2 separate regions of the Homo sapiens genome follow, and region 2 is linked to region 1. Evidence: read pairs that join two places in POLR2A ChIA-PET (ENCODE). Cell type or tissue: Caco-2. All regions are shown on one strand. Region 1 has its middle 11 kb from the start of WFIKKN2. Region 2 has its middle 28 kb from the start of MIR8059.

Region 1 (5,000 bases):
GGGTAGTAAGATCACTCTACAAGAGGCTTGGGAGCTGGGCCCTATTAACCGGGTACAACTGGAAAGCCCAGGAAGGAGGACCTGGCGCCGAGTGGCTGCCCCCTGCCCCCTCCCACCCTCGGCAGCTCTCAGCTCAGAACAGACCCCAGAACCGAAAGGCCTCCCCTCACGTTTCTGGGTCTGGGGCTTTGCAGTTTCAAATGTTTTATTCTATTGCTCACAGAGTATATCCAAAGTGAACACCCACTATAGACTGATTTGGGGTTCAGAAAATATGGGCACTTAGGGAATGGGTGGTTTCGAACCTATTATAACTTCTGACCTACTACCTGGCATTCATTTTCTATCCTTGAAACCAAGCCGGGGTCCTTTCTTTCTGTTACCCTAGGCCTTATACAAAGCCTGGCATCTAGCAGGAGCTCAGGAAAGGGTGGATGGAGCTCCCAGGGCCTGGTTGCCAGCCAGTCTCGGGAGGTTGCTTTGCTCAGTCAAATCGAGGAGATTTGGCCCCAGCCTAGGTCCTGGGACATAACGAAATTGAGGCCCCTTTATCCAGGCTAGACTCACCTGTCTCCTGTCTGCCCTGGATACTCACTCCTCACCTTCCTGCACCCACTTGGCTCTCTCCTTCCTGTTCTGACCCTCAGTTTGCCTCTTCAGAGGACTATTCCCGAGCGGGCCTGTCTCCAGATCAGCCCCCAGGGCCTCTGGGGCAGGGCAGCTTGGCTTTTTCCACCCTCCGCCTCCCCCAGCACCTCCAGCCTGCTAGGACACTCTGCTCCATTGTCTAGCCAGCCGCTCCGTAGTCTGATGTCACCCCCCGGACAGTGGGGCTGGAGAGCAGGGATGGGGTGAACCCTGACTAGAGTCCACAGCATCGGTGATTGCCTTAGGCCGTGGGGAACTCCCTCCGTCCCCTTGTCCTATTGTAAAACAGCAGCATGCTTGCGCACGTCCTATGTGCCAGGTACCAGCTCTTGTAAGCTCCACTGCAACTGGAGGAGACAGAAGGCTATTTTGTAGGTAGGAAAACTAAGGCTAGACGGGATAAGAAACTTGCCCCAAATCGGATGAGTGGCAGAGCCAAGACTTGAATCCTGCCAGTCTGACTTCAGAGTTTTTGTTTTGTTTTGTTTTTGAGATGGAGTCTCACTCTGTCACCCAGGCTGGAGTGCAGTGGCATGATGTCAGCTCACTGCAACCTTCGCCTCCCGGGTTCAAGCGATTCTCGTGCCTCAGCCTCCCTGAGTAGCTGGGATTACAGGCGTGTGCCACCATGCCTGGCTAATTTTTGTATTTTTAGTAAAGACAGAGTTTTGCCATGTTGGTCAGGCTGGTTTCGAACTCCTGACCTCCGGTGATCCGCCTGCCTCGGCATCTCAAAGTGCTGGGATTACAGGCATGAGCCACCGCGCCCAGCCCAGAGCTCTTAATGCTCATGTTATGTTGTTTCTCCTAGTGTGCAACACACACACACAAACACACACACACCCTGCTCTGGGCTGGGCAGTGTGGAGTCCTATCAGGACCCCAAATATCTCTAAAGAGACTGCCTCCCATCAGCACACACATACCACTCAGGGCTGTTTACAACCTCACCCTGTGACAAGTATTTCTATCACACACACAAGCAGTCCTGGCCTAGATTCATCAGCCTTCTGCCTACTCATCCTTCAAGACTCAGCTCCTTGGGGAAGCCTCTGCTGTCCCCCGGCTGTGTGAGCACTCCTCTCTGAGTCCCTCTCCCTCTGTGTTTGTGCTGATCCAGATCAGAATCATTGCCTAGGGCCTCCAGGAAGCTGTGGGCCCAGCTCTCAGAGCTCATGGGGGTGCTTGCTGGGTGAAACAGAGGGTCCTGGGACCAGGGGCCACTCAGCGCTGCTGCACTGAACAACCACAAGCCTAGAAGGGGCCTCTCTGGGGTCCTCCCTCTTTTTCCCAGCTCCACCTCATGTTGCCTCCTCCTCCTCCTCTTCCTCCCACCTCTCTGAAGAGTCTGAAGCTTCCCTCCTACTCTGGAGAATTTGTGATTAATGCAGGCGGGATGGGTGGCAGGGTTCCTGGGCCCTATTCTTGGCTGTGGCCTCATTCTGGAATGTGCCCTGAGGTCAGGTGACACTCCTCACTCAGGCTGTGTCAGGAGGAAGGAAGAGTAAACCTCCAGCTGACATCTCCTGAGGGAGAGGGCAGGGTGGGCAGGTGGGCAAGCCCCTCACCCCTCTCCTGCCTGCCTCCCAGGCTCCTGAGGCCCTCGACCCATTTCAGGGTCACGTTGGAGTCCCTGCGGTCCCGTCCCAAATTACCCCGGGACACGGTACTCCACTAGGTCTCCAGCAATACTCTGGCCACCCTCAACCCCACTCGGATGAGGGAAAGCAGAACCCAGCCCAACATAGACTAGCCTCTCCTGGAGGTGGGGCCTCTTCCCAGGTGTCTGTCAGGGGCAAAGGGGGCACTTGCGTGCTTTCGGCCCTTTTCAGGCCTTGAGGACACTGCCAGAGACCCGACGGGAGGAGGTGGACCCATCCAGATAACTTGTTTTCTGTTTTGATGTGAGGGATGCATCCAATTCTGTCCATAGTCTAAGTGAGAGCAGACGACGGTGACTTTATCTCCTTTCTGGGTGGGTAGCCTGGAAGCGAGGAGGGGCCTAGGGTTTTCTCAAGGACCCTGGGCAGGGGAGAAGCACAGTGCCAGGAGTGGGGTGGACATGAGAATGCTAACCCCTGCGCCAGGCACTTTACGTGGACTGCCCGGTTGAATCCTCCCAACCCTCTGAAGGCACCATATTATTTTACTATTTCACCACTTGGCAGATCACACTCTAAGCTGCAACCTTCAGGAGGGCAAAGACCTATACACCAAACACAAGCCTGACCATGTTCATTAAGTGTTTGTCGAATGAATGAATGAATGGGGCAAGCCCTATAGGCTTTATGGAGGAAAAGAGGCCCTCATAGGTGCTATTTTACAGATGCTGAATCGGAGACTCTAAATGTTTAAAGGACCCAAGGCTATAGGGTCATTAAATGAAAGAGCCAAGATTCAAAGCCAAGTCTGTCCGAATTTGGTACCTGTACCCTTATCACGATATTACATATGTATTTTAACCATCGCAGTTAAAGGCTGAGGACCCCAAATGGCGGTTCCCCTTCTAAACACCCATAACCACCACTTCCAACTGGTCCTTGACCTCTGGGAGTACCAAGGGTTTACAGAAATTTTATAAAGCCATACCCTTCAATACTGTTAGTACTGAATTCATGTAAATGAATTTAAATTAAATAAAAACGTAAAATTCATTTCCTCAGTTACGCTAGTTATGGATCAAGTGCCATGTTTCATGTGGCTGGTAGCTGCCATACTGGACAACACAGACAGAATATTTCCAACATTACAGGAAATTCTATTGCACACCCCTGTTACAAAGGATTGACACAAATTTCTCTTTACTCCCATTGTCTCATGACCCTGATCTCAGCCTCAGTATGCCCTCATCTTTTCTCCTGAAAAGCTTATACATCTTTTTTCTTTTCTCTCTTTTTTTTTTTTTTTTTTTTTTTTGGAGATGGAGTTTCACTCTCTTACCCAGGCTGGAGTGCAATGGTGCAATCTCGGCTCACTGCAACCTCTACCTCCTGGCTTCAAGTGATTCTCCTGTCTCAGCCTCCCAAGTAGCTGGGATTACAGGCGCCCACCATCACACCCGGCTAATCTTCATATTTTTAGTAGAGATAGGGTTTCGCCATTTTGACCAGGCTGGTCTCGACCTCCTGACCTAAGTGATCCACCTGCCTCGGCCTCCCAAAGTGCTGGGATTAGAGGTGTAAGCCACTGTGCTTGGCCAGGTTTATATATCTTCATGCAAATAAAGTTCTTGATGGCCTCCCTCAATACCCCAGAGTTCCCAAAAAGGGACACAAATAAGTGCGCACACACACGCAGCACCAGCAGTCATGACACGCAGGTGAAGATGAGTTCTCCAAACTTTTAGCTGAATATGGTAGGGGTGCTGCTGATGGGAAGGAGACAGTGGGAATGAGAGGCTAAGTCCTCCCATGGCACAGCACAGTGCCCATGACAGCTGCCGCCTCCCAGGAATCAGCCTGCCACCAGGCCAGTTATTCAGCAGCTTTTCAGAGACACCTATGCTGCAGCTGTCATCTTGTTTCTTGCATGGAAGTGCTGACTAAAAGTCTAATAATTATTTTGTTAGTGGTCATTGCTGCTATAAGTGTGCTGCATAAATGTTTAAAAAGAGGGCCCAGGGGGCTCTGTTCTGCAGGATGGGGGTGGTTAAAGACGTCAAGAACTAGGCCTACTTTAAGAGATACACGTGAAATTTAGAAAATGACAAGAGGGTAAAACTGATTACTATCTTTGGAAACCCTTGGTGATATAGGATAAAAACAAGTATAACATGCCCAAATACAGGAAAAGTCATGTAACTAATAGAGATATCATTTGTCAGATTACTTATGCTCACATAGAAGGGGATATGATAGTCTGTACAGCTTATGCACATGAACTGCCAAAATGCAATGTGAAGGTTGGCCTGACAGATGACGCTGCAGCCTGTTGTACCAGCCTGTGCTGACCTGCAGGCTTCTCAATAGGTTCGGCATGGACAAGATCTATGATGGCCAAGAGAAGGTGACCAGAGATGAATTATAATGTGGAAAGCATTGATGGTCAGCCCGGTGCCTTCACCTGCTATTTGGATGCAGGCTTTGCCAGAACTACTATTGGCAATAAAGTTTTTGGGGCACTGAAGGGAGCTGTGGATGGAGGCTTGTCTATCCCTCACAGTACCAAATGATTCCCTGCTTATGATTCTGAAGGCAAGGAATTTAATGAAGAAGTACATCAGAAGTACATCATAGGTCAGAATGTTGCAGATTGGATGCATCACCTAATGGAAGAAAATAAAGATGCTTACAAGAAAGAGTTATCTCAATACATAAAGAACAGTGTAACTACAGACGTGGTGGAGGAGATGT
Region 2 (5,000 bases), 49 kb before region 1:
AACCTTCCAAACCATTCTCCTTGTTCTCTCCAGGCTGCTGACTGGATACAGATGTCCAAGGCCAATGAGGAAGCCATGTGTCAAAGATGGCAGGGGGCAGGGCATGGTGGCTTACACCAGTAATCCCAGCACTGTGGAAGGCTGAAGCAGCTGGATCACTTGAACCCAGGAGTTTGAGACCAGCCTGGGCAACATAGTGAGACACCATCTCTACAAAGAATTTAAAAACTGGGCCAGTCGTGATGGCTCACGCCTGTAATCCCAGCACTTTGGGAGGCTGAGGCAGGCAGATCACAAGGTCAGGAGTTCGAGACCAGCCTGGCCAACACAGTGAAACCCTGTCTCCACTAAAAAATACAAAAAATTAGCTGGGCGTGGTGGCAGGCGCCCATAATCCCAGCTACTCGGGAGGCTGAGGCAGGAGAATCGCTTGAACCCAGGAGGCGGAAGTTGCAGTGAGCCGAGATCGCACCATTGCCCTCCAGCCCGGGCAACAGTGTGATGAGACTCCATCTAAAAAATAAATAAATAAATAAATAAATAAATAAATAAATAAATAAATAAAATAAAAAACTAGCTGGGCACAGTGGCTCACATCTGTAGTTCCAGCTACTTGGGAGGCTGAGGTGGGAGGATTGCTTGAGTCCAGGGGGTTGAGGCTGCAGTGAGCAGTGATTGCACCACTGCACTCCAGTCTGGGTGGGTGACAGAGCAAGACTCTGTCTCAAAAAACAAACAAAAAAAAACTTTTGTGACTTTGTGGAACTCAGGCCAACTGGATTTCCTATGAAGAAATACACTTCTATTACATTAAGCCACTGAAACCTTGGTGTTTGCCTGTAATAGCAGCTGGTGTCACCTTAACTAGAGTTGAAGCCATGGGAGCAGAGCAACCAGAGCAGGGAGAGGCAGGAAGAGAACTGAGGCAGGACCCTGGGGACACCTCATTAAAGAGCGGCTGACACGGAGGTGGCACAAAGGAGACTGAGAAGGAAGCAAGAGGAGGATGAGGGCAGAGTGGCCTTCTGGAAGAAAAGGAATGTGGTGGCCAGGCATGATGGCTCACGTCTGTAATCTCAGCACTTTAGGAGGCCAAGGCAGGTGGATCACTTGAGGTCAGGAGTTTGAGACCAGCCTGGCCAACATGGTGAAACCCCATCTCTACTGAAAATACAAAAACTAGCCAGGTGTCATGGTGTGTGCCTGTAATTCCAGCTACTCAGGAGGCTGAGGCAGGAGAATTGCTTGAACCTGGGAGGCGGAGGTTGCAATGAGCTGAGATCACACCACTGCATTCCAGCCTGGGTGACAGAGCGACACTCCGTCTCAAAAAAAAAAGAATAGGCCGGGCGCAGTGGCTCACGCCTGTAATCCCAGCACTTCAGGAGGCTGAGGCGGGTGGATCACAAGGTCAGCAGTTCAAGACCAGCCTGGCCAACATGGTGAAACCCCGTCTCTACTAAAAATACAAAAATTAGCCAGGCATGGTAGCAGGTGCCTGTAATCCCAGCTACTCCGGAGGCTGAGGCAGGAGAATCGCTTGAACCTGGGAGGCGGAGGTTGCAGTGAGCCGAGACCGTGCCATTGCACCCCAGCCTGGGCGACAGAGCAAGACTCCGTCTCAAAAAAAAAAAAAAAAAAAAAGGAATGTGGTTGACGGAGAGAGAAGTGTCTTAGTCTGTCTTATGCTGCAATAACAGAGTACCTGAGACTGGATAATTATGAGGAACAGGGATTTATTTCTTATAGTTCTGGAAGCTGGGAAGTCTAATATTGAGGGGCCGGCATCTGGTGAGGGCCTTCTTGCCACATCATCTGACAGTGGAAGGGCAAGAGAGGTAGAGACAGAGAGAGAAAGGGGCCAACTTCATCCTGTTATAAGGAACTCACTCCCACTGAGATAACAGCATTAGCTCTTTCTTGAGGGCAGAACTTCCTGGCATAATCACGTCTCATTAGGCCCTACCTCAACACTGTTGCATTGGGGATTAAGTTTCCAACACATGTTTTTGGGAGTACACATTCAAACCACAGTGAGAAGAAACTCTAGATACGTATGTATACATACATACATAAATATATGTACTTTTTTTTGAGACAGGGTCTCACTCTGTCACCCAGGCTGGAGTGCAGTGGGGGTGATCATAGCTCGCTGCAGCCTCAGCTTCCTGGGTTCAGGCAATTCTCCCACCTCAGCCTCCTGAGTAGCTGATACTACTGGCATGCACGCCACCACACCTGGCTGGTTTTTTTTGTTTTGTTTTGTTTTGTAGAGATGAAGTCTCACTATGTTGACCAGGCTGGTCTCAAACCCCTGGGCCCAAGGTCCACCCACCTCAGCCTCCCCAGGTGCTAGGGTTACATGCATGAGCCACTGAGCTCAGCCAAACACTATATATATATAATATAAAAATATATATGTACAGAGGCAAAGGCTTAAAAAATAATTTAAAAAGTATATCTATATTTTTCCCAAACTAAAAAGGATGTGTCAATTGAGGCCAAGAGGATGCAAACAATCCAAAGACCAAAAGCCTATTATTTAATTAACTTCCTTTCTTTGCTTGTTAGATGAGATTTGGATTTGATGTGTCTGTTTTCTTGGCCCTGGTCTGCTCATGAAAGCCTTCTACAGGGGGAAGCTGTGGGCAGGTTCCTATAGCGACTCTTTGGGAGAACTCTCACAGGGCTGAGTAATTGCTTAGTTCTGCCTGCTTCGTTCCCTTCTGCTTCATAGGTACTACAAAATAGTTGTTGTCCACAGTGGTGAGCCCCGCAGTGAGTGAAAACAAGTTCTGGAAGTTCAGTGTGCTGTCTTGGCACTGGTCCATGTCCTTCATTGTTATGTCTGCAGCCAGAGGGTCTTTTTGATTCTCCAAAAATCCAAGGAACTCCTTTCCCATGAGTACTTTCAGGCCCTCCTTCATTAAGTAGCCTTTATCCCCGGCAAATCTGTGAAACGTAAACAACACGGTTTCCATGGTGTGTTCCATTGGACTGGGGTTGTTCGTGAGATCTGTTGAAACCTTGGCTGGAGGTGCGTTGTGGGCGCTTGGCAAGCTGGGCCTCAGGGCCCCTCGGGAAGGAGCAGTATTAAGAACTTGTTTTGCTATCTCAAGGACAAAAAAACAAACACCGCATGTTCTCACTCATAGGTGGGAATTGAACAATGAGAACACTTGGACACAGGAAGGGGAACATCACACACCGGAGCCTGTTGTGGGGTGGGGGGAGGGGGGAGGGATAGCATTAGGAGATATACCTAATGTAAATGACGAGTTAATGGGTGCAGCACACCAGCATGGCACATGTATACATATGTAACAAACCTGCACGTTGTGCACATGTACCCTAGAACTTAAAGTATTAAAAAAAAAAAAAAGAACTTGTTTTGCAAAGGAGCCCTGGGTCAGGCACAGGGTCTGAGGCTGGCCTTGTGAGGGCCCCTTTCCTTGTGGGGACAGGCCACCACACCACACGGCAGATGCAGCTCAGGGCAAGATGCAAGGTGGCAGGACCCAGGAGAGATGCTCAGTCCAAAGTGGAGCGGTGTTCAGGGGCTCTGGGCTGGGAGATTTACGTGGGGGTCTTAACTTCTTGAAGTCATGAACCCCTCTGAGAACAAGGCAAGAGCTAAGGCTTGAGAGCAATGTAGGCAGCCGTACGCGCTATTTCACTCCAGCCTCGGGGCTCTCATGGACCTCCTGAGGCTGGCCCGTGGGACCCAGGGAAAGAGCCTCGGCCTTGCAGAGTCTCTTACAACCTTGACTAGCTGCCTCCCACAACCCTGCTGGGATCACTACCTTACAAAGGAGGAAATAGATGCCATGTAGAACTTGCTTGGAGTCACACAGCTACAAGTGTGACGCCTGAATTTGAAGGCAGGTGTGTCTGACTGTCCTGTTCCCTTAGCGGTTCAGCACGGGGCCTCTTCAGCCGTCCCAAGGCATCCCCAACACAGAAGGCGTCTAGGGAAGGGGTCAGGGGAGGGTTCAGGGAGGAGGGGATGTCTGGGCTCAGCAGGTGGCATGGCCATGGGAGCCTCAGGGCTAGGGAGAACCCAAGGCTGGGAGAGAGGCAGGGCCTTGCTCAGGACGTGGCAGAGACAGGGGTGAGCTCAGGCGGAAGCCCGAGCTGTCAGGCAGCCCTGAGTGGCCGGAGCGGAGTGGTGGACCCAGGAGTGGGGAGACGCCTCATCCAGCAGCCCACGGTCTGTTTCCTTCTACCCCTGGATCAGGAGAGAGCAGGAGGCCTGACGTTAGCTAGACTTCCCTCTGCCTAGCATTGTCATTACTCAGCCTTTGCTTTTCTTGGCCTCACAAGCAAGGCTGGGGACAGGAACGAATATGACAGTGTCTCAATCACCATAGGGAGTCAGAGGCATTTCCCTCTAATCTGAGGCCTCCCCGTCTGAGGCCCTGTGTATTTGCTTCTAGAGCTGCCTTAACTAAGTACCACACACTAGGCAGCTGCAAACAACAGAAGGGTATTGCTTCACGGTTCTGGAGGCCAGGAGTCTGGAATTCAGGTGTGGACGGGCCTGCTCCCTCCAAGCCTGGAGGGGGAAGACTTCTTGCCTCTTTTCTGGCTTCCGGTGGTTGCCAGTCCTCCTGGCAGGCCCAGACTTGCGGCTGCCTCCCCGAAGTCTCCGCGTCTTCTTTCTTTCACACAGAGCAGGAGCATATGTCTGTCTCTCTGTCTCTTCTCTTCTTTCATAAGGACACTAGTCCTATTGGATTAAGAACCCACCCTACACTCCAGTATGACCTCACCTTTGCTAATTTCATCTGCAACAATCCTATTTTCAAATACGTCACATTCTGAGATACTAGGGGTTAGGTCTTGAGCATATCTTGTGATAGGAACATGGTCCTACCCATAACACCCTGTGGGGTAATTTACCTTTCCCTAAGAAGCTCTGACCCTGAACACCCTTGGACTGTGGCATCCCCACCCTCACACCGGCCTGCAGCAACCGCCGACCTGGCAGAGCCAGGAGC

The links. ChIA-PET counts read pairs that join two places held together with the same protein. Peaks named below come from ENCODE experiments on the same cell type or tissue, not always from the same donor. Only the 100,000 strongest peaks of a DNase experiment are listed, where the experiment ranks them.
Region 2: POLR2A ChIA-PET joins it to region 1 with 5 read pairs; 14 of 35 experiments call an interaction of 5 or more read pairs at or near these places.

What each region holds. Positions count from the first base shown.
Region 1 is chr17:50,843,665-50,848,664 of GRCh38, forward strand. It overlaps the pseudogene RPL5P33. Among named protein-coding and RNA genes, the nearest start is that of WFIKKN2, 11 kb to the left of the region's middle. RefSeq lists an enhancer at 756-1,281. In Caco-2, no CTCF peak of the experiment used is centred here; DNase peaks (open chromatin) are centred at 827 and 2,097.
Region 2 is chr17:50,794,648-50,799,647 of GRCh38, forward strand. No RefSeq gene overlaps it. Among named protein-coding and RNA genes, the nearest start is that of MIR8059, 28 kb to the left of the region's middle. RefSeq lists enhancers at 3,938-4,488, 4,489-5,000. In Caco-2, no CTCF peak of the experiment used is centred here; a DNase peak (open chromatin) is centred at 4,499.